2 separate regions of the Homo sapiens genome follow, and region 1 is linked to region 2. Evidence: read pairs that join two places in POLR2A ChIA-PET (ENCODE). Cell type or tissue: PC-9. All regions are shown on one strand. Each heading gives the region's core, and the rest is flanking DNA. Links, peaks and the distances in the headings are about the cores only.

The links. Peaks named below come from ENCODE experiments on the same cell type or tissue, not always from the same donor. Only the 100,000 strongest peaks of a DNase experiment are listed, where the experiment ranks them.
Region 1: POLR2A ChIA-PET joins it to region 2 with 6 read pairs; 2 of 35 experiments call an interaction of 5 or more read pairs at or near these places.

The regions. Positions count from the first base shown.
Region 1 is chr14:75,038,192-75,049,913 of GRCh38, forward strand. It overlaps MLH3 (mutL homolog 3), which reads right to left. Exons shown (of 13, transcript NM_001040108.2): 2 at 8,185-11,527; 3 at 4,188-4,286; 4 at 3,424-3,509; 5 at 1,720-1,824; 6 at 149-221. The coding sequence starts at 11,464. Among named protein-coding and RNA genes, the nearest start is that of MLH3, 7.4 kb to the right of the region's middle. In PC-9, for the core only: no CTCF peak of the experiment used is centred there; DNase peaks (open chromatin) are centred at 3,490 and 6,280; H3K4me3 peaks cover 224 bases; H3K27ac peaks cover 2,706 bases.
Region 2 is chr14:75,111,130-75,122,851 of GRCh38, forward strand. It overlaps NEK9 (NIMA related kinase 9), which reads right to left. Exons shown (of 22, transcript NM_033116.6): 3 at 9,990-10,045; 4 at 9,381-9,451; 5 at 7,701-7,806; 6 at 6,066-6,197; 7 at 3,074-3,184; 8 at 2,210-2,274. It also overlaps the pseudogene HIF1AP1. Among named protein-coding and RNA genes, the nearest start is that of NEK9, 10 kb to the right of the region's middle. In PC-9, for the core only: no CTCF peak of the experiment used is centred there; DNase peaks (open chromatin) are centred at 9,632 and 10,032; H3K27ac peaks cover 881 bases.

The DNA.
Region 1 (11,722 bases), core at 1,727-9,726, 73 kb before region 2:
CCCAGCCTTCATAATATTCTTAGTTTTAGATTGGCTTTCCCTAATCCATCCAAATCATTGAAACTATATTATATACCAAAAATAATCATTAAAAAAAGGTTACAAGAAGACCAGCTGGTTAATCATTCAGGCTAAACTCCATTCTTACCTGCCTCGCCATTCTCTTCAGTCTTAGTGCTCATCAAACAGGCAATAAACTTGTTATCTACTTGCTGGAGAACCTGTCAGACATTCAAATAAGTGGTACAACACTAAATAAAAATTAACAAAGGCTTATTTGCATAGAAAGATACAGAACTGTATTTTATTTAGAGTTGTTTGCCTTATCACACTCCTTTCTTTGAGACTGGGTAAGGTTCTGATGAACCAGAAAAAGTCACTAGGAAGGATGAAAGAATGGGCAGGTGGAGTTGATCAGAAGATGTAAGGGGAGGGAGGCGACAGGGGAAGACAGACTCCCACGTCTCAGAGTGGTGTGCTAGCAATACTTTAGAGAAGGCCTGAGATGTTCCCAACAGAGTGACTCTTGAGAATAGGTAATGTGACCAGAGATTGCTAACATACAGGCTGAAATAAATTTTTAAAATTTATATGAAAGCAAGGAAAACGATTATGGAGAAACTAGTCTATTTTTATTTTTATTTATTTTTAATTTTTTTTTTTTTGAGACGGAGTCTCACTTTGTCACCCAGGCTGGAGTGCAATGGTGTGATCTCGGCTCACTGCAAGCTCTGCCTCCTGGGTTCATGCCATTCTCCTGCCTCCATGCCATTCTCCTGCCTCAGCCTCCCGAGTAGCTGGGAGTACAGGTGCCCGCCACCACGCCCAGCTAATTTTTTGTATTTTTAGTAGAGACGGGGTTTCACCGTGTTAGCCAGGATGGTCTCGAACTCCTGACCTCATGATCCACCCACCTCGGCCTCCCAAAGTGCTGGGATTACAGGCGTGAGCCAGCGCGCCCGGCTGCTAGTCTATTAAAGAAGTAAGTTAAAAGCCACTGGTGGCTTTAGACCTTGGTGGTTCCTCTCTGTCTAGGTACTTGAGGCTCTCCAATACCCCCGAGCCTATACCACTGCCCCAGGGTCTATTTCTGGATCAACTGCTTGCCTGCTCTGGTACCAGGTCAATGCCAGGTTAGGAGTTTACCCAAATTTGTTAGCCTCCTAATTTGTTTCCGTACTGAAAACAAAGGGAATAAGACAGCCATGGTGGTAAACACAAGGCAAAATAGAAAAGCAGATCAGACAAAGGGTCCCTTTTGTGAAATGACTTCTCAATATGGGCTTTCCCAAACCTGTGTAGGCTCACACAATAGAAGGTAATTTCTAAAAGGGCACTGTTGCACACTTAAGGACAAGGTCACTAAAGGACTTTGATTTATAAATTATTGCCAAATATAAAGTCAATATATAATCTTCTGCAGGAGAACCTTGAGAATCCTTGAAACTGTCAGCCTGAATCCATAATTCATTCCCTCCAAACCTACTTACACTACTAAAGATATTTCTTTCTTTGTAATTATAATTAATCCCTTGCTTTTTCTTCTGATGATAAAAGTTCTAGTAAGAACACACACACACACACACACACACACACGTGCCTTGACCAAGGTGGTCTATATCATTAAATAAATCAAATTTTAGAAGAGTTAGGCCATATATATATATATATATATATATATATATATATATTTATGAGATTTTGAAGTTAATCTTTTACCTGCATTGAATGAATCATTCCTTTGGTGAAACGATAGGGATACAAGATGTTGTGAATTTTAACTGCTAAGCTCTCAGCCTGGCCACTGCTTACATCAACAGCAACCTAGAAAGACTCAGCAAAATATAATTGAAATTTTAATTTTTGTGTCAGAATTGTTTTACCAAAGATATCAGAGTGCTTTAAAAGCATTCATTTTTATTTAGCCTACTAGAGGTGGGTTTAATTCAGGGAATTTATAGAAATTCAAAAGAATCGGCCGGGCGTGGTGGCTCACACCTGTAATCTCAGCACTTTGGGAGGCTGAGGCGGGCAGATCACGAGGTCAGGAGATCGAGACCATCCTGGCTAACATGGTGAAACCCCATCTCTACTAAAAAATACAAAAAATTAGCTGGGCGTGGCGGCAGGCGCCTTTAGTCCCAGCTACTTGGGAGACTGAGGCAGGAGAATGGTGTGAACCCGGGAGGCGGAGCTTGCAGTGAGCTGAGATCACGCCACTGCACTTCAGCCTGGGCGACACAGCAAGACTCTGTCACAAAAAAAAAAAAAAAAAAAAAAAAAAAAAAAAAAATTCAAAAGAATTTATGAATAATGAGTCTTACATAAAAATTTTTGCTTATAAACAAAATTACTGACAAAACAAAAAAAATTGTTTCACAACAACAATTTGTCTATGTTCCATGATCAAGTCCTCAAATGATATCTTGAGGAAAGAACTGGTAAACAAATGCTCATCTATTATACACCCTGTTTATAACATGCACAGTACATTCTGTGAAAATACACTGAGGAGAGAACATCCATGCGGGGCCAATGAGGAACTGTTCCTCCAGTAGAAGATGTGTGGCTTTATCTAATGATAACAATTTCATTATCACCACCCTGAATACTGTGCCAAAGCTACAAGTCAGGGTTTCTGAGAGTGGTAAACACATTCACTGTTCTCACATTGATTATACATGTTTAATCCAAAATGCCTGAGTTCCCAAATGCTATAAATTTTATTTCTCCCCTCTACATTAAACAGTAATTTCCAAATACATAATTTGGAAATATGCCCAGTTTCCAATCATAATTACAAATTAATATAGTCTTGCATGCCCATACCCAGCTTAAATAAAATTCAAATTTTATTTTTAACTAATTTACTTATTTTTTAAGAGATGGAGTCTCACTGTGTTGCCCAGGCTATAGTGTGCAGTGGCTAGTCACAGGTGCAATCAGCACACTATATAGCCTTGAACTTCTGGCCTCAAGTGATCCTCCCACCTCAGCCTCCTGAGTAGCTGAGACTATAAGTGCATGCCACTGTACCCATCTTGAAACTCAAAGTTTAAAATAACAGGCAAAGAAAGGCTGGGCGTGATGGCTCACACCTGTAATCCCAGGACTTTGGGAGGCTGAGGCGGGCAGATCACCTGAGGTTGGGAGTTAGAGACCAGCCTGACCAATATGGAGAAACCCCATCTCTACTAAAAATACAAAATTCGCTGGGCGTGGTGGCAGGTGCCTGTAATCCCAGCTGCTCGAGAGACTGAGGCAGGAGAATTGCTTGAACCTGGGAAGCGAAGGTTACGTGAGCCGAGATCATGCCATTGCATTTCAGTCTGGGCAACAGGAGCAAAACTCCATCTCAAAATTTAAAAAATAAGAAGAAGAAGAAGAAAAAAAAAAGGCAAAGAAAAACTGCTACAGACCCACCTCTGGATAACGGGCAAATACTGGATTGTCCCATTCTGAGAACAAAGACTGAAGCGATTCGCTACTAACAGTATCATCCACAGTATCTAGGGCAAAAGGGAACAGGTAAAGTTGGCATCCAGAACCACAGGGAAAGGAGGGAATGGCATTTCCTGTTTGGTGAGCCATAGCCTCAAGACCAAAGGTCACGTACATTGTTTCTATGTTCTACAAATGTTCAGTGTTTGCTGTATCTCTAAATTATTTTGATCTGTTACTTTTTAAACTAGAGTTGGTGACTGTATCTTCTGGCATTACAGCTTTTCTCCAAACTGTTAAAAGAGATATTGTGGAATACTGACAGAGAAGCTATGGCTCAAATTTATAGCCTTACTGCCTTTAAGCAAAATATACCTTATCTATTTTTAAACATACACACAAAATTGATGTCTGTAGCTTTTTTTGAAGAGTTTTGCTTACATAAAACTACAGCAACTTGGAGTGCAAGTCCAGCCTTTTTAAAAATAAGAAACATGTCCCCTAATCACAAGACACCACAGACTATGCATAATCAGCAAATATTGACCTCAAGTCTGGAAAAGTAATTTCTGACCTAAATGCATGCGCTGAATTAATTAGTTCCGCTGTTAAACAGGGCCGTGGGGAATTCCTGATTCCAGTACAGCACAGCTGGCACTGATCAAGCTTAATGCAAGCCTGCTTTGTTTTTTGAGTTAGGTGGTACGATGTGTACTGTGTGCCCCAGCACTCTCTGCCACCCTTACCTCTGTTATCCTGTCTCATCACAGTCCTCTCTGCTCGAGCTCTCGGAAGGAAAGGAAGAACAAGGTCGCTTCTAAAAGGTTGACACCTGTACTGAGACCCTAAATATAAGAAAGAAAAACCTAGAAATGTGAACTTAAAATACAAGTAAACTCTTTAAAAATTTAATCACATAAAACCTCTTTCTGCACAAACTGAGTCAAGACATAAAGCAGACTACTAAACACTAGATTGAGAATCAGAAATCCTTTAATGAAATTATGCTGTCCATATAGGACTCTATATTAATGCTTAGTTCCATTATCTATTCATACCAGACAGAATGAAGACCTAGAATAGGTCACTGTGATTCTCACTGGGGGGCAATTTTGCACGAGGGGACATTGGCAATGTCTTGAGACCCTTTTTTTTTTTTTTGAGACGGCGTCTCGCTCTGTCGCCCGGGCTGGAGTACAGTGGCGTGATCTCGGCTTACTGCAACTTCCGCCTCCCGGGTTCAAGCAATTCTCCTGCCTCAGCCTCCCGAGTAGCTGGGATTACAGGCATGCGTCACCACACCCGGCTAATTTTTTTGTATTTTTAGTAGACATGGGGTTTCACCATATTGGCCGGGCTGGTCTCAAACTCTTGACCTTGTGATCCACCCGCCTCGGCCTCCCAAAGTGTTGGGATTACAGGCGTGAGCCACTGTGCCCGGCTTGAGACACTTTTCATTGTCACAACTTGAGTAAAGGGTTCTACGTTCTACTAGCATCTAGCAGATAAAGGCCACGGATGCTGCTAAATATTCTACAATGCATAGGACAAACCTTACAACAAAAAATTACCCAGAGAAGCCCTGTGTTAGACATACAGCAGTACTTGTCAGCCATAACTTGGTGCAACCTTCACAAATCTCCAACTTATGTCTCTTATCTCCAATGTATGTCTCTATCCTAACATTTGTCTCATTATAATACAATTATATTTAGATAGCTATCTTCCCTAATAGTACTGTGAACTCCTAAAAGCAAAGTCAGTTAACCTGCAACGTGACAGCACCTAGCACAGTGTGGATGATCAACAAATGCTGCATGAAAAAGTGAACAGGTAGACAAATGAAAGGTTCTCAATTCAAACTCCAGAGTCTAGTAAGATCTGGCCCAAATGCTGTTCTTCTCCATGAAGGATAATCAGATTTGAGTTTTAGAAACAATGCTGAATTTGACAGCTTTAGAACAGGAGGAAAACATGAGAGATAAATCTGTTGGACTAAACCTGGAGAGGTTAAGAATGATAAAATTAAGATAATGAAGTGAAATAAGGTTTATAACTACAATAGAAAGAACTGCATAAAATATATTTTAAAGAAAAAATTACCAAGGCTTGGGGACTTGACACTACTCCTCAAAATCACCTTTATAGATCCTCCTTCTGTACATTAAAATGTATCTTTTAGGCTGGTGGCTCACGCCTGTAATCCCAGCACTTTGGGAGGCCGAGGCGGGCAGATCACCTGAGGTTGGGAGTTTGAGACCAGCCTGACCAACATGGAGAAATCCCGTCTCTACTAAAAATACAAAATTAGCCAGGCATGGTGGCGCATGCCTGTAATTCCAGCTACTCAGGAGGCTGAGGCAGGAGAATCGCTTGAACTCAGAAGGCGGAGGTTGCAGTGAGCCGAGATCGCACCATTTCACTTTAGCCTGGGCAACAAGAGCGAAACTCCGTCTCAAAAAAAAAAAATTGTCTTTTAACAATTTATTTCATGTAACACTTTTATGTAAAGTTTGACAATGTCCTGATGTCATGATGTATATCAGCCATTTCCAGAAAGGTAGCAGGGTACTGAGGAGCCATCTGTTCATGGAACTTCTTTCTATACCAAAAATATTTTTCATTAGGAAACTATCAGTTAACATGACCCTCAAAAGTTCATAAAAAAGTATGCTAATCCAGAATGTTAAGTAGGTTAAAGTGTTTTAAACGTCTATATTCAAAAGGAAGAAATATTTACGTTGAATATGGCAGCTAAGATTTCCCCCTTTCTTTTAGCAACAGCCATCTCACAGTATAATGTAATCCAGTTATTTTTTGGCACCATATCAGAAGCAGTTGCATTTCAGGAAGATGAGGTGTCAGTGCTGTAGATTTACCTCTGAAAAGCCTTCAGTGTAAGTCAGGACATAAAACCACATAGATTGAAAAGCACATAAAGTGGCTTTAAGAGCAACTTGATAGTCTCAGGAACAACAGTGAAAGAAATGAGTTTTCTCCTAATGAATACTACAAAATACTATGAAATACTACTGAAGTTACTACAGTGATTTTTTTTTCACAAGGAAAAACAGAAAAACACTGAAAAGTAAAGGTTTCATTTAACCTTAAAGAAACCACAGCTTTCTGCTAGAGATATTCATCGTCAGGAGAAATTAGAAATTGACTTATAACTACATTTATACATGTTCCATTCTTCTGCAGCATTCAAAATTTTAAATACGGATACAGATGTAATGTTTATCCTCCTAGTGCAAAGCCAAGATTATAGCCAGATGGAAATCAGCTTTATCACCTCCCAACATCTGGCTCTCAACACACTGCCAAAGCAATATCACTTTAAATGTGGACCGAGAACCCAGAGTCCTAGTGCAGGCTCTAATGTAGCCCTGTGGTACGATCTAAAAGCTATATTGGTTGGGTGCAGTGGCTCACGCCTATAATCCCACCACTTTGGGAGGCCGAGGCAGGTGGATCACCTGAGGTCAGGAGATCGAGACAAGCCTGGCCAACACGGTAAAACCCTGTCTCTACAAAAACACAAAAAATTAGCCGGGTGTGGTAGCGGGTGCCTGTAATCCCAGCTACTTGGGAGGCTGAGGCAGGAGGATCCCTTGAACCTGGGAGGCGGAGGTTATAGTGAGCCGAGATCACGCCACTACACTCCAGCCTGGGCAACAAGAGTGAAACTCTGTCTCAAATAAATAAATGCCATATTATTGTCTTCCTGAATAACAGCTACTTGTACCATAAACACATCAAGGAGATTTTACCATATGCATTATAATAAAGTACATTTGAAAAGTATAGTCATGAAAGTATATACTTGACCTATATTTTGAAAATTCATGGACAAGTCCTACTTTCTAGAAAGAAAAAGCTCATAAATGTAGTACTGTACTAAGCCATAGAGTTTACTGGGAAACCTAGGATGATTACAGAATCATTCTGGCCCTTAACCTGGAAGCCACGCAGAGAAACTTCCAGTAAAATACCATGCTGACACTGCAGGTGCCTTTAAAGACACATTTCTAGGAAAGCTGGGCATTTAACAGGAAGGGAAAACAAGGTAGGAAAGTACTGTGGATCTTCCCAACTATTAATAGTATCATTTTTATTAAAATTGGACAGTCTCACCCCTTTTGTTGTTGCTCTAGGTATATACCCATCACCCCCTTTCTTACACATACACACACCCATAGACACATATACACACACTGACATCCTTTCACTGTACTTCTCCATTTAAATAGTGTTGGACCTAGAGGCTGCGTGCGGGCTCACACCTATAATCCCAACACTCTGGGAGGCCGAGGCAGGTGGATCACTTGAGGCTAGGAGTTTGAGACCAGCCTGGCCAACATAGTGAAATCCTGTCTCTACTGAAAATAAAAAAATTTAGCTGGGCATGGTGGCATGCTCTTGTAATCCAAGCTACACTGGAGGCTGAGGCAGGAGAATCGCTTGAACCAGGGGGGCAGAGGTTGCAGTGAGCTGAGATCGCACCACTGCACTCCAGCCTGGGTGACAGAGCAAGACTCCGTCTCAAAAAAAAAAAAAAAAAAAAGTAGTGTTGGACGTAGCAAATCTTCATATAGCATGAAAATACAACATATGTTTTATAAGTGGTCTTCAAAATGTTCTATCTGTTGAGATAATCTCTTTGGATAATGAGGATCTTACTCCTTGTCCAGCATTCCCATCTTCAAAAGCATCTCATGCACATGAATACTACGTACTTACCATTCTCAAGTACAACATCCACAGCCACAGTTGTCAGGTCTTTAGTACAAGCAGCCTGAATGTCCTCAGTTGGGGCAATGAATGTGCTGAGTCCAGTCATTTTGTTGACATAAACCATTCTTCCCAGGGCTACATCGAAATGCCGCTGCCAATCTGAACAACACGTGTTTGACTCTTCAGTTTCAGAACAAGCTCTTGCTTTAGATTCCTCACTCTGAAAACAAATTCCATTTTGGTCACCTGTGGCATCTTCTACCGGATTCATTAACATTCCACTGGGAGAGTCAAGACTTCCTATCTGTTGTTCTGAGGCTCTGATAAGAACATCTGAATCTTTACCGGTAACTTTAGAATTATTATAGGGCAATACCAAAGGAGTTTCTGATATCACACAGTTCTCTGTTGTATTGCTGTTAGAATGTGTTTTACTATTTTTATTAAAGGAATTATCCTGTGTGGCAGAATCTGATGTTGGGATGACACCATTCTCTGTTTTTTCATGCTTGTTGTTAAATAACATACAAAAATCTTGTGTTAACACACTGCACAACTTGCTGTCTTTCCTACTGGAATCTGAATTTGGAAGTTCATTAAAACGACTCATCATCCCCATTGTTTGAGTTTCTCTTTCGGAACCCTTCAGTCTGGATAATTTAGAGGCTAGTGATTCAGATGACTTCTCAAGGTCCAAAGGTTTTCTATTAAAGAGAGATAACTCCTTCAGGGTCATAGGACTTTCTCTCAAACTAGGCATCTGTTGTTCTAAACAATCTTCATCCTTGGAGAATGGAAACTTCTCTGAGTTAAGGATGTGGCTTGCTGGTTGACAACTACTATCTGAATCACTATGCTCCATAGTAGTGATTTTACAAACATCAGAGTTCTCTAAGCGGTTCTTGTCCTTCAGCAGAATGTCAGGTTCAACTTGAAGACTGAGATTGGTAGTGACTCCATTACTTTCCTCTACTTCTGTATCCAGAGGATTTTCAACCTTCCCATATTGCCTCTTAAACTTCTCTAAAGATCCTAGCTGTGAACTCAAGCTTAGCTTCTTACGGACGATTGGTTTGGAGAAACCAATTAATTTATCTGTTTTCCTACTATCATTGGAAACGTGTCTATACCAGGGGAAAGAGGGGGATGTATCAGATAATATGCAATCTGTTTGTGATTTTTTGCTACCTTCCTGAAAAGCAGAAAACATTGTATAAGTTGCTGTAGGTTCATTCTCTAGCCCATAACTTATATTCGTTCTGCAATTTTTTTTGTTGGGCAATTGACCAGATTCTTTACTTAAAGTGCTGGCTAAATCTTTGATGTCTGGAGTTTCAACTGAATGACGTGTTCTATTTCCAAATGTTTCTTGGGCACGTGTGGGACCAGGTCTAACATAATTTTTAAATGAATGTTCTGTTTCAGTTGATTTAGTTTTTTCATTTTGTACTACATGAGTTATAAAGCCAGTGGAACATAATTTAACTCGCCCATAACTAAAAACATTTCTTCTTCCACAATTGCTAGATTCTTTTTTTTTCTCTTTCTCTGTCTGAGCACTATGTACTCCCCATAATGTTGTTGCAAAAGGCAGAGGCTGGCATCCCACTTCAGTAGCATCTTTAAATCTCTTTGGTTGATTCTGAATTCTATTATTTTTCAAGATGTTGGCAGCCATGCCATTAACAGTAGTACTTTCTTTCCATATTTCTAGATCCTGCCCACTCTCCTCAAAGTGACATGGTGTCTGAAAAGGGCTTAAAAACATTTCTAAACTGGTTCCACACGGATTTTCTAAAGAGCTATGTTCCAGGAAAGATTTTTTATGTTTCTCATTTTCTCCAGCTTCTGATGCTACAATTGTCTCTTGTTCTAACATCTTTGATTCTGAGCAAGAGCTGTCTTTGTTTTGTAAAGATGGCTCTGTCATTTTGCTATGGCCTGGACCACCTGATTCATAAATGTACAAAAATGCATCATTTGTATTTTTTCTGGTAGCTTCTGAATCCCTAGAACTCTGTGTGTTTACGTTTTCTGCAGTAGTTTTTCTTTTCACAGCTTTTGACTGCAAATTAAACATCTCATAGGAATCTAAAATATTATTACATGCTTCCTGGAAATTGCTCCTCTCATCGGAAGTCACACGCTTCTGAAGAGTAGCATCAAATAAACTAAAACCATTATCTTCACTAAATTCCTTAATATCCTCACCTGATAATTCCACAAATAATTTTTCTTGCTTTAAAAACATTTTCACTCCTTCCTGAATGCAAAACAAGAGAGTGTCCCAGTTCTGAAATTCAATCAGAGTTTTGGCTGGCTCCATGCACACATCATACTCACAGAATTGGCACTGCACATTAATTACATATATGCCATAGAGTTCTGGGGTAGACCGGTGCCGAAGACTTGAATTCATTTGCCTACTGGTGGGACCATTCTTTGGCTTGCATATAATACTTTCTTTCCTTAATAAAAAGTCAATGAGTTTATGTAGCTTTGTCCTTAAAACTAGTCTTTTGTTCACAAACAAAAACTGCATATTCTTGTTGTAATGTGCTTCAGAGCTGATATAGCCACTAAGCTCAAACTCTTTATATTTAAAACTTATTTCTCTTAGCTTTTGGGACTTTCCCAATCCATAAATTTGACAAAATCGGGAACATACGTCTTTGGTTTTAGGGAGCTGAAGAACCATGGAACCAGAAACATCATTTCTCAAAGAGAAAGAAATGGAAGGGTGCATGAGTGAGAGAGCTTCTATTCTCTGCCTAACCTTCTCAAACTCCAGTCTAGGGTCCATGCATTTCCTCCTTACAGGAAGCTGGTAAAATAGGTTATACACTGTTACAGTAGTCCCAGCGCTTGCTCTAGTCACATCAGCTTCACAAGCTTTCAGGGCTTTTCCACTCTGAAACAGTTTCACAAAAGTTTTCATTGTCCTGTTTTTCTTGGACGAAATTTCCACAGCACTGGCCATGTCAGCAATATTTGCCAAGGCCTCTCCTCGGAAACCATAAAACCTTGGATTCTCCAAGTCCTGTACCGAGTGGCATTTACTGGTGAAATAACGATTTCCCACTTTCTCTACATCATCACTCCCCATCCCAAATCCATTGTCTATCACTTGAACTTGGAAGGTTTCCATATTCACCCTGACAGCCACACATTTTGCTTCAGCATCAATACTGTTGAGGGCAAGTTCCTCAACACATTGGCCCAAGGAGCTTATGGCCAAACCAGAACGCAATTTGGCTTGTACTTCAACTGACAAGCACTTGATCATGGTAGGTAGAAAGATGGTGAGAATGCCAGGCACTGGTTTCCTTCTCTGACTGGAAATAATTGCCTATTGGAGAAAAAAACCACACACGCACATAATCAAAGCTTTAGCATTACACAGCATTATGAAGAAATAGCACTTGAGGTAAATGAAATCACTCTTATTAAACCAAATTGTGAAACAAAGCAAAACAAAGTTATACCGCTGATCTCTAGGCACAGCTCATGCTTGGTGCAATGGATTAACATCCAAAAAAAATTC
Region 2 (11,722 bases), core at 2,033-10,032:
CAGTGGATGTGATACCCACTCTATCTTTTGCACTACCTCTTGAATTAACCACAATTTTCTTGGCCTGGCATGCAAGATTTCCTACCTATTTTTCCAGACTTCCTTCCTTTTGTTTGCACCCCACGTTCTAGCCCAGGGCTGTCATCCTACCTAAATCAATTATAGCTGAGCTCCTAGAGTAGTGCTCAGGCATCAGTACTTTTTGAAAGCTCCTGATATTTTGCATCAAAAATCCCAGGTCTAGAACCACTAATCTAGCCAAATAGAATTTTGTGTTTCCTGAATATTTTCCACAACTTCCTGTGTCTATGATTTTGTTTATGCTATATTCTCTGTCTGGAAAACTCTGTCTTATGTTTTCCATCAAAGTACAAAGTTCCAACAAAGTATTGCAGGCAAATCTATAATTATCTCAGTAAAAATTTCATGCCTACACTCAAGAAATAAGAGATTAAAATAGTGACTTAAAATAGTGATTATGCCGTGTGTGGTGGCTCATGCCTGTAATCCCAGTACTTTGGGAGGCCGATGCAGGCAGATCACCTGAGGTCAGGAGTTCGAGACTAGCCTGGCCAACGTAGTAAAACCTTGTCTCTACTAAAAATACAAAAACTAGCCAGGCGTGGTGGCGCCTGCCTGTAGTCCCAGCTACCCGAGAGGCTAAGGCAGGAGAACTGCTTAAACCTGGCAGGTGGAGGTTACAGTGAGCTGAGACTACGCCACTGCACTCCAGCCTGGGCAACAGAGTGAGACTCTCATAAAGTAAATAAAAGTAAATAAAATAAAATAAAATAAATCATTATATTGCTGTGAAATAAGCCAGACAAAAATTTTAAATATGCTTCACCAGACCAAAAGGGTGATACTGCCTGCACGTGCACAAAACATAAATGGAAGGTCATGGTGCTGTATCTGGAGTACTGTACATAATTTCAGGCACTAAAACACTGGCTACAGACCAACTAGAGAAGAACCAGAAAAGATTAATTAAATGGCATAGTAGAATAAAAGTACTGATGAAACAGCAAATATGCAATTAGGGATGTACAGAATGTATCCAAGAGCAAGACTTGAAAAGAGCATTGTATGTGAATATTTGGAAGATATAAAAACAAAAAACTGGTAGTGGAGGAAGAAGCGTAGCAAGGCAAAAATAGTGTAATAGGATGAAATACAGACTCAAATATTTAACGAAGATAAATGTTTTAAATTAAGGTATGAAACCTCCTAGAGGAACAGAGGGATAAAGGATGTTCTTCCTATCTCTAAAGATATCTGACAGAATAATCTCAGGAAATAACCTCTGAGGAGTCAATAAAACTCGACTTCAAATATGGGCAAAATGTACCTGAAGAGGATTCCTCCAACTCCAACCTACCACCTAAACAAATGCAGTGAAAAACAAAGGCTCAGGCTGGGCATAGTGTCTCATGCCTGTAATCCCAACACTTTGGGAGGCTGAGGCAGGAGGATTGCTTAGGCAACAGCTTTGAGATCAGCCTGGGCAACACAGTGAGACCCCGTCTCTATAAAAATAGAAAAATTAGCCAGGCATGATGGTGCACACCTGTAGTCCTAGCTACCTGGGAGGCTGAGGTGTGAGAATCACTTGCAGCAGAAGTTCAAGGCTGCAGTGAGCTAGGACTGTGCCACTGCACTCTAGCCTGGGTGACAGAGTGAGACTCTGTCTCAGAAAACAAACAAAAAACAAAAAAACCAAAGGACCAGTCCAACTCACACTACAATTGATAGGCACCCTATGCCAGGCCCTGGGCTGACCACTTTTTATGCGTTATCTTCTTTAATCCTGACCTCATCTTACTTTATAGAGGAGAAAGCCAAGAAATAACGATGTTAAATAACTTGACAAAGATAATGACAAAATTCAGATACAAACATAAGGATGTCTGAGTCCAGACACCCCTCTTCCTTACTGCACTCTAATGCCTCAACTCTAAGGTTTAAAACCAATGGGTTGGGGAGTGAAGGGCTCTTGGGCCTCATTAGTACAAATTTACAACAAAACAGCACAGGCTAAGGAGGCAAAAGTCAGATGCCACCCCTAAGCAATAAAAGCAGGGATGTTGGTAGAAAATAGCACTATTGCAACCAAGTCAGGAAACACTACTCTTTCTTTTAGTACTCTGATCAAGCCTCTAAAAGTCAACTATCTCAGAAAAGACAATGGAGTGACTTCTTCATAATTTACCTCCTGCGTTTCCTGAGAAGAGGGCGATCTAGAAGTTCATCTGCAGTAGGTCTCTGCTCAGGATCCTAAAAAGTAAAAATAGGGTTAGTTTTCACTTAATGGAAATGGGCGACATCGGATCTAAAGATGTTAATTAGTCAAAGACCACTGCATTATCCTTTTGTTTTAAAAATCATTTCTTATGTGATACTCCATATTTTATGCTTCTCACCTCATTATAATCAACACTTGTACATGAAGGAGAATGTTTATAATGCATCTTCCTCACTTGTTCAGTTAGGGCAGTGGCTCTTGAACCTCAATATATACAGAACAGAAGAATTACCTGAGGTGTTTGTTACAAATAAAGATTTCTGGGCTTTATCCACAGAGATTCTGATTGAGTTCGTCTGGGGTGGGGCCCAGGAATCTTCTTTTTACTTACAAAACTCCCCCATTCCCTGGTGATTCTGACTCCAGTGTTTCATGAAACATACTTTGAATAATACTAGAACTACACAGCAAGGGAACCATGAGATATGAGAAATACAGACATTCTGTATTAGAAGTGGTAAATTATCTTTCATTGCAGTTTTTTGAAATCTATATTCAGAAATTACTCTTGGTCATAAAAAATCGAGCACAATTTAGATGGGAAATTCATTTCACAAACTAACACTTACAAAACAGAATGAAGTAAGAATTTGTTCACTGAAGCACACAACTATAATGAATTACCAATACCTATTCTGGGTATAGCCACAAATACACTCTACCCTGGGGAAGTGGATGTGGTTTTGTATGGTTTATAGCTATGCCATACACCAAACACTGAGGCTGGAAGGGGAAATACGAAACTGAAGTGAATGTTTAAGTCACACCTACCTGGTCAAGGCACGAATGAACCATTTGGATCAATTCCAAAGAGTACTGGCTAGAGTCAACTTCCATGGCCCGAATTCCTTGCACGATCTTCACACACAGGTTAAGTGGGTTCTATGAGAAAATGATGACTGCATTGTTCCTGGTTATATAAAGATGATGCTATACTCTACTGGTAGGGGCTCTCAGGTGTCTGTGACCATTATTTAAAGAATTGGCAATAGGTCTGACTTCTTGTTATAACTACTAGTATGCATCAAAAAAAAATGGTTAGGGATGCACTGATGCTATCAGACAGAATGAAGCCAACTGGCCATACAATCTATAACTATGTGGCCAATAATATGATGCTCAGAGTATATTATAATCTGACCTTTCAACTGAATCCCAAGAAAAAGGAAAGCAAGATTAGCCATCCTTGTTGGCTTCATGTAGTTCCCTTGCCAACTAACTTGCGTCCTAATTTATATATCCTAATTGTGGCTGTACAGGCAATACTCTGCTGCAACAGATAAGGCAGTAATAATAATAAGATGATAATACTAACAATATTATGGTAATACCACCACCACATTATTGAGAGACTACTACAAACTAGACAGGCACATTACATATATGATATTTTTTAGCCTCACTAACACCATTCAAGGAAATTATTATCATTATCAATTTATATATGAGAAAAATGGGGCTCAGAGATGTAAAGTAACTTGCCCAAAATCACAGATAGTAAAAATGGAGCTATAATTCCAACCAAAGCCTGACTCCAAGTCATATACATATATACACATATATACACACATACATATACACACACATATATGTGTATATATGTATATGTGCATGTGTACATGTACACACACGTGTGTGCACATATATACACGTGTGTGTACATATATGCACACGTGTGTGCGTACACACACACACATTTCTTAAGACAGAGTCTCACTCTGTCACCCAGGCTGGAGTGCAGTGACACGATCTCCACTCACTACAACCTCTGTCTCCTGGGTTCAAGTGATGCTTGTGCCTCAGCCTCCTGAGTAGCTGGGATTACGGGCATGCGCCACCATGCCTGGATAATTTTTGTATTTTTTAGTAGAGACAGGGTTTCACCATGTTGGCCAGGCTGGTCTCGAACTCCTGACCTCAGGTGATCTGTCCGCCTCAGCCTCCCAAAGTGCTGGGATCACAGGCATGAGCCACCGCGCCCAGCCTCTGACTCCAAGTCATTTTTCTTCCACCATACTATTTAGGAGAATTAGATGATATACTAGAACAACCTTCAGGATTTAGAAAAATGAATAGGTCTTATGAAAGGGCAATGAATTTGCATTATCTTACATTTGCATTTTTCATATACATTATGAGAGAATCTCCGTGTGGGGAATATATATTGTTACCATGTTATAGATAATGAAACAGAGGATCAAAGAGATGAAGTGATTTGCCTAAATTCTCACACCTGGTTGGTAGAGGCAACTGGATATGAATCCACTTTAGCCCCTCAGTGTGCTCCATGGACCAGCAGCATCAGCATCACTTGGGAGCTTGTTAGAAACACAGACTATCAACCCCACCCCCCAAAAAAATCTGCATTTCAACAAGATGATTTTGTATGCATATTAAAGTTTGAGAAGCACTGCTTTATATCAGGTTGTACTTTAATTTACTTAAAAAAAGAAAAAAAGACTTAAAGGGATTCATTGTCCATAAAGCAATGACAATCTTTATTTATTTTTTAACAGATAAACATTTTTTTCCTAGTTAATGAATATTTTTAACACCCACGATGTGTTAGGTATTGCAGAAAATAAAGCAAACATTTGGAAGGGTTTTAGACTACCTGGCAAAACCACAGCTATATAAAAAAAGTAAGTACAATAAAGTGATACTGGTGCTATGTCAGAAGTGTTTACAAGATAGAATAAAGGCACAAAGAAGTAACAATTTAGAAAAAGGCATAAATATGCTGGGCATGGGGGCTCATACCTGTAATCCTAGCACAGGCCAAGGCAGGAGGATCACTTGAGGCCAGGATTTTGAAACAAGCTTGGGTAACATAGTGAGAACCCATCTCTACAAAAAATAGCCAGGTGTGGTGAGGCATGCCTGTAGTTCGAACTACTCAGGAGACTGAGGCGGGATGACTGCTGGAGCACAGGAGTTTGAGACTGCAGTGAGCTATGATCACGACACTGCACTCCAGGCCTGGGCAACAGAGTGAGACCCAAATAAAACAATTATCTTTTGCTCCCTTCCATTCTGTTCACTAGATTTGCATTCTTTTACACGTTTCTAGGAAAGTGATGCAGTAGCTGCATGATCATCTGGCTGCTGTTAATAATGTTCCAATTCCTACTGCTTGAAAAAGTGAACCATCATATTCCATTTTTTGCTTTTAAGAGATGAACTTTTAAATTTAATTTAATTTTAATTTTTTTTTGAGACAGGGTCTTGCTCTGTTGCCCAGGCTGGAGTACAGTGGTGCGATCTTGGCTTACTGCAGTCTCCACTTCCCGGGTTCAAGTGATCATTTCAACAGGGAATTCAAGTTGGAGATTTTTTTGAGACAGAGTCTTGCTCTGTTGCCCAGGCTGGAGTGCAGTGGCATGATCTTGGCTCACTGCAACCTCCACCTCCTGGGTTCAAGCAATTTTTGTGCCTCAGCCTCTCAAATAGCTGGGATTACAGGTGTGCGCCACCACACCCGGCTGAGTTTTGTATTTCTAATGGAGACGGGGTTTCACCATGTTGGCCGGGGTGACCTCAAGTGATCCACCCACCTCGGCCTCCCAAAATGCTGGGATTACAGGCGTGAGCCACTGCGCCTGGCTGGGTCTATAGCATTTTAGTAATAGATTACTAATCTTGTACCTGAATACAGGTTATTTTTGCCAGAAATCAGAAGCCTGGGAATAGAGTTGATCTGCTTAGTCAAGCTGTACCATTTGCAACCTGCTAAATGCAATATGGGGATAATATGCCAACTTACTGTAGCATCAAACGTCCTCTTTAAGGTAAGCAGTTCAAAAATGACGCAGCCAACTGCCCAGATATCAGACTTGAAATTGTACTTTACTCCTTGACAGAGCTCTGGAGACATGTAATATGGGGTTCCCACAAGCTGAGCAACAAAGAAACAATCAAAGAATAACTTCTTTTCTGAGGTAACTATGTTAACATTTCAACAGCTTAATTAAATTTCCTAGGAACTAGTCATAACAACCATAAAACATTCATCAGCAGATTCCAAAATGGTTTTTATGAGACGATGCCACTATGGAAAGAAATCTTATTCATATCAAACCTCTTGGGTCAATTATAAAGGGACAATCTCTGTGACAAAGGAACTGTGGTAACTTGAGGGGCTCAATAGCTCTGTGATTCCTAGATCACAGAGGCTTCAGGCATTCAAGGCCTACTGAAGACTTTACACAAACTTAAAGACATACTTAGTAGAAGTTCACCAATGGGAAAAAAATCCAAACACTGGCAGTGGGGAGATGGTAACTCAATGAAGGAATTAGATGTTCTAACTAAAATACGCGCAATGAAACTTTTAAAATGCCCAATTTGGCATCTGTTATACTAACACAGCTAGCGAATTTCCTTTGAATTTGAAAAAGATTTTCTGACTTCAAAAATAAATTTGGAAATAAAAATGTCCTAAGAAGTCATGCCTCTCCCAAGATGAGATATAATGAATGCCCTAGCAGCTCTAATAAAATTCATAGTCAGCTTTAAGCAGCAAAGCAAAGCAAATTTCAGATGGCTTACATGGCTTTTATAAATTTTCATATCATTCCTTCTTTGCATTTAACTAGCTAAAAAAAGTCAAGTCTTGGTTTTATCAGATTGTTCTTGATGAGAAAAATCCATATAAAGATATGATTGCTTCTTCAGAAGCTCACTTTGGCCTCCATCATAGAAACATCTGAGTCCCTGAAGCAGAGACTCCAAACCCTAAACATCTAAATTGCTTGCAGGCAAACCTTGACATTATTAAAAAAAAAATTATTGGCCAAAATCAGTTTTCAATTTCTTTTAAGGACAGAGCATTGTGAAACTAGAAGAATAACAACTGGGTTTTATAATTCCTAAAAGGATAAGATTACTGTCCTAAAGATCAACTTATGTCTACTCTTTACCAATGATCTTTCTCAAAATCATGTGAGAAGGGACCCCTGTGCAGTTCAGACTGTGTATAATATTAAAGAATGGATTGTTCTCTGAGCATCAGCCTTCACTTGAAATATAGGGTTCTCTTTGAACCAGAAGCATTCAAAGGAAAAACAAAGAGATGTCTAACACCTTGAGCTCAAACATTAAATAAGAGATAAAGTGAAATCTACTAAAGATCCTAACCTGGACAAAACAGTAAAGCATTTTGCTGCTTTTAGATAAGTCCCTAATCAGTGCTGGAAAAAGGCTATGAGGTCAGAGCTGTAACGTGGGCAATGACTTAAATGCCTGCTAGTGGGCCCAGGAAAAAGACTTCTGAAGACATGCATTAAAAGTATGGAGAACTTGCAAGAATATTGAGAAAAGTATGCAAGATTTAGGGAGTACAGTTATATTTCACAGTGCTAGAAAATAAAATAAAAATTAAGACAAGGGCAACACATACCGTCTCAGCCATGGAATACTCAGAATTAAGTTTCTTTGCTAGGCCATAATCTCCAAGTTTTATCAGGTTTGCCTTGGTCAGAAAAATATTTAATGTCTTTATATCTCTGAAAAAAAAAGATGCTGCAAATTAAGTTCACACAGATAATTGTTTTATTTCATCCCCCGCCTTGCCCAGGATTATTACAGAATAAAAATGAGTGTGGGCCGGGTACAGTGGCTCACATCTGTAATCTCAGCACTTTGGGAGGGCAAGGCAGGAGTACTGCTTGAGGCCAGGAGTTCTTCACCAGCCTGGGCAACATGGTGAGACCCCATCTCTACAAAAAATAAATTAGTCAGGAGTGGTGGCATACACTTGTAGTCCTAGCTTCTCGGGAGGTTAAAGCACCGAGAATCAGTTGAGCCCAGGAGGCTGAGGCTGCAGTGAGTCATGATTGCACCACTACATTCCAGCCTGGGCAACAGGGTGAGACCCTGTCTCAAAAACTAAAACAAAATAAAACAAAAAAAGAGTGTTACCATTGCTCATTCATTTAGGATATCCTAAACATCCCACAGTGGTCATCACTTTCACATGCTATTTAACACTGAAGTGGGGACTTTAAAGGAGTGAAGGCAGAGAATTAACTTCATCCTCTAGGGCTTCACAGCATAGAAATATCTCCCATACTACTGAAGCTATTAGGAAAAGTTGAGACGGTCAGATGAGGAAAATGGTGCTCTAGGTAACCATAATTCCCATAAGATACCACACCTCTTCAACTATCACTTATGCCTTGAATTAAGTGATATCAAGGCAACTTTAACAAACTTGGTTGGTGTCAAAGTTTCAAATAATCTGTTAAGGCAAGAGAAGAGGCCTACATGTCCCTGCAATGATATGATTAGGCCATTTAGTCATCTAAATAAAATCACAGGCTATTTTTCTAAAGATAAATTGACCATATGTAAAACAAAATAACTGTGCCTGGTTCACTATGTCTTCCTTTATTGAAAGATGCGAATAAACCAGAACAATATACTTTGTTACTTTTAAAAAGAAAATAACAACATGCAACAGAAGCCATTTAATAGCTATCAAGAAATACATGTTAACTGAATGAACAAACCAATAAAAAAAGAAATCTTAGTGTATTATAATTAATCTCTGGCACCAGTCAATGACTCACTTAAGAAGGGCATAATGATGTGAAAATGTTATTGAGATGCTTCTCTTCTATAGCTAGAAATGAATGCAATCATGCTTGTTTTTAAAGATCTGGTAAATTTGTACAAGTAAATATACAGAGTGAAGAGGCTTTTATTTAAATTAAAAGATCTTAATTATAGAATTAAAAAGAATTGCCAATTATTATTGCTGTGAATTCTTACCAAATACTACTTCTCATAGTGCCCTTCTAGGCTTTACTGATGAATTAACAAACTGAACTCTAAAATTTTTGTCTGTAAAATGACTTCAGTAGTACTTGGCTACTGAGGAGACTCTTCCTAGATCATAAACATGGTTTAACCTCAGGGAGTGAAAATAATATTGCTCATTACTTTCCTTTCCTAGTGATATCAATGGAAAAACTCTTGGCTGCTTAACCAAGAAAATAAAAGTGTTGTTGGGGGGGTATCCACGGTAGGGGCTGAATTGGTAGGGAAGAATCCATCCATAATTTTTTTTACTTCTTACCTATGAAGGATTCCAGCTTTATGGATGCAGCTCACTGCTGAAACAATCTGAAATAGGTACCACACCACCATCTGCAGAGAAAAAATAAATATTTGGATTAGAAACAAAAAGCTCCATTTAAGTAAATACACACACACATAAACAAACAAAACAAAGAAAACTGCAACCAGAAGTTATGATTCAACATGACTTGACATCTCTTCCTTGCAGGTTGAGTAGGCAAAGAAAAGTGAAGGGGTAAAAAACCACAAAAAACAGGTTCCTCATAAAATAGTTCCAATGTCATTATAATATATAGTATGGTAAAGCAGACATGTAGGAAAATTCAGGAAGAATGCAAAGTTATAGAAAACTGGGCATACCAGTACGCAGTAATAGAACCAGGAAAGAAAGCCCACAGAGAATCATGATGTGGAGGTAAAACGTTTAGGAAGCAGCTATAGACAGCTTCCTTGTTAGAGGTTTCCTTTCTCATGAATATCAGAGCCTGGAAGGAGTCTGAACAAAAGGAAAAAAACACTCTTCACTATTGGAAGAGTAAATACAGAACTAGAATGCAAGAATTACAACACTACAATTCTAACTTCCTTCCACAGAAATATGAATTACCTCTTCCTCAAACAACTTGTCCTTCTGACGAAGGATTTTGTCATACAGGTTCCCTCCTGCAATTAAACAAGACACAGATTTGAATTGCTTAATACAGATCAAAGCTTGGCTCCTGTAACAGGTTTTTTTAGGTGACACAAGGAAATGAAGGATTCTGCTTTCTCTCCATAGGCAACTACTTCTTTTGACTTTTCACATGGGCACAAAACTCTTCCCATCTCTCAAGGACCGCATCAGAAATATTCTTCAAAGATCTCCCTCTCTAACACAAGAGGCGTAATTAAAAAAAAGACATTTTTAGAAAAGATGTGAGTAAAGACCATTCTTGTTGTTCCCAACAAGTGAAGTATATTCAAAATCAGATTTCTTTTCTAGAACTCTCCTTTAAGGACTCTACAATATTTTTGTAACAACTCTCCCAGTTGTGACTACTATAACATCTGGATTAGGCTGGGCACATTGGCTCACGCCTATAATCCCAGCACTTTGGGAGGCTGAGGTGGGCAAATCATTTGGGTTTGGGAATTTAAGACCAGCCTGGGCAACACGGCAAAACCCTTGTCTCTACCAAAAATACAAAAAGTTAGCCAGCTGTTGGGGCATGTGCCTGTGGTCCCAGCTAATCAGGAGGCTAAGGTGGGAGGGTCGCCTGAGCGTGGGAGGATCGCCTGAGCCTGGGAGGCGGAGGTTGCAGTGAGCTGGGATCGCACCACTGCACTCCAGGCTGGGTGACAGTGAGAGTCTATCTCAGGAAAAAAAGAAAAAAATTGGGTTACACCTGTGATGCAATGTTTTGTATTTATAGGGTATATATTGACAAATTTTCTACTTCACACCGAAATATTTCCCAAAATTTAGGGTCTACCCCTAGACTGTTTCCTATCATTACTCTCTTTACTAATTTCTTCCTGTGGAATAAGTGTGAATTTACTTCTCTCTTTCCTTTACCAAGTAATACAGACTGCAAGTAATCATGGTTCATCTTACATCCCACCTGCAACTATAACTTACACTTTAGCCCTGGGTAAGTTTTTACAACTTCTTTTCCCCTGCAACTTAATAACTCAGTTTCAATAAATGTATCATTTGTTCCAGTTCTTCCTAACCACAAAAGAAGTTAACTACCTAGGGCTTCTGCTACTTCGAAAATTTTTAACAGAATCTTGTATATGGCATTGATCACCAATGATCATAATATACAAGAGTTTACACAAGGAAGTCGTAAGTGACGAATATGCTGGGACCTCTTTAGCATGCAGTTCAGAAAAGGGCTTTGGAGGTTCTCCTGTGCAATAAGATGATTAACAGCTAGTACAGTATGTAGCAAACACTTTCTACCTACCAAGCACTATGCATGTAATACAACAATCCTAGAAAGTAGGTACTGTTATCAACAAACTTTTTTTTTTTGAGATGGAGTCTCGCTCTGTCACCAGGCTGCAGTGGCATGATCTCCACTCACTGCAACCTCCAACTCCCTGGTTCAAGCGATTCTCCTGCCTCAGCCTCCCGAGTAGCTGGGATTACAGGCACGCGCCACCATGCACAGCTAATTTTTGTTATTTTTAGTAGAGACTGGGTTTAACCATGTTGGCCAGGATGGTCTCGATCTCCTGACCTTGTGATCCTCCCAAAGTGTTGGGATTACAGGCGTGAGCCACCACGCCCAGCTTTTTTTTTTTTTTTTTTTTTTTTGAGACAGGGTCTGGCTCCATCGCCCAGGCTGGAGTGCA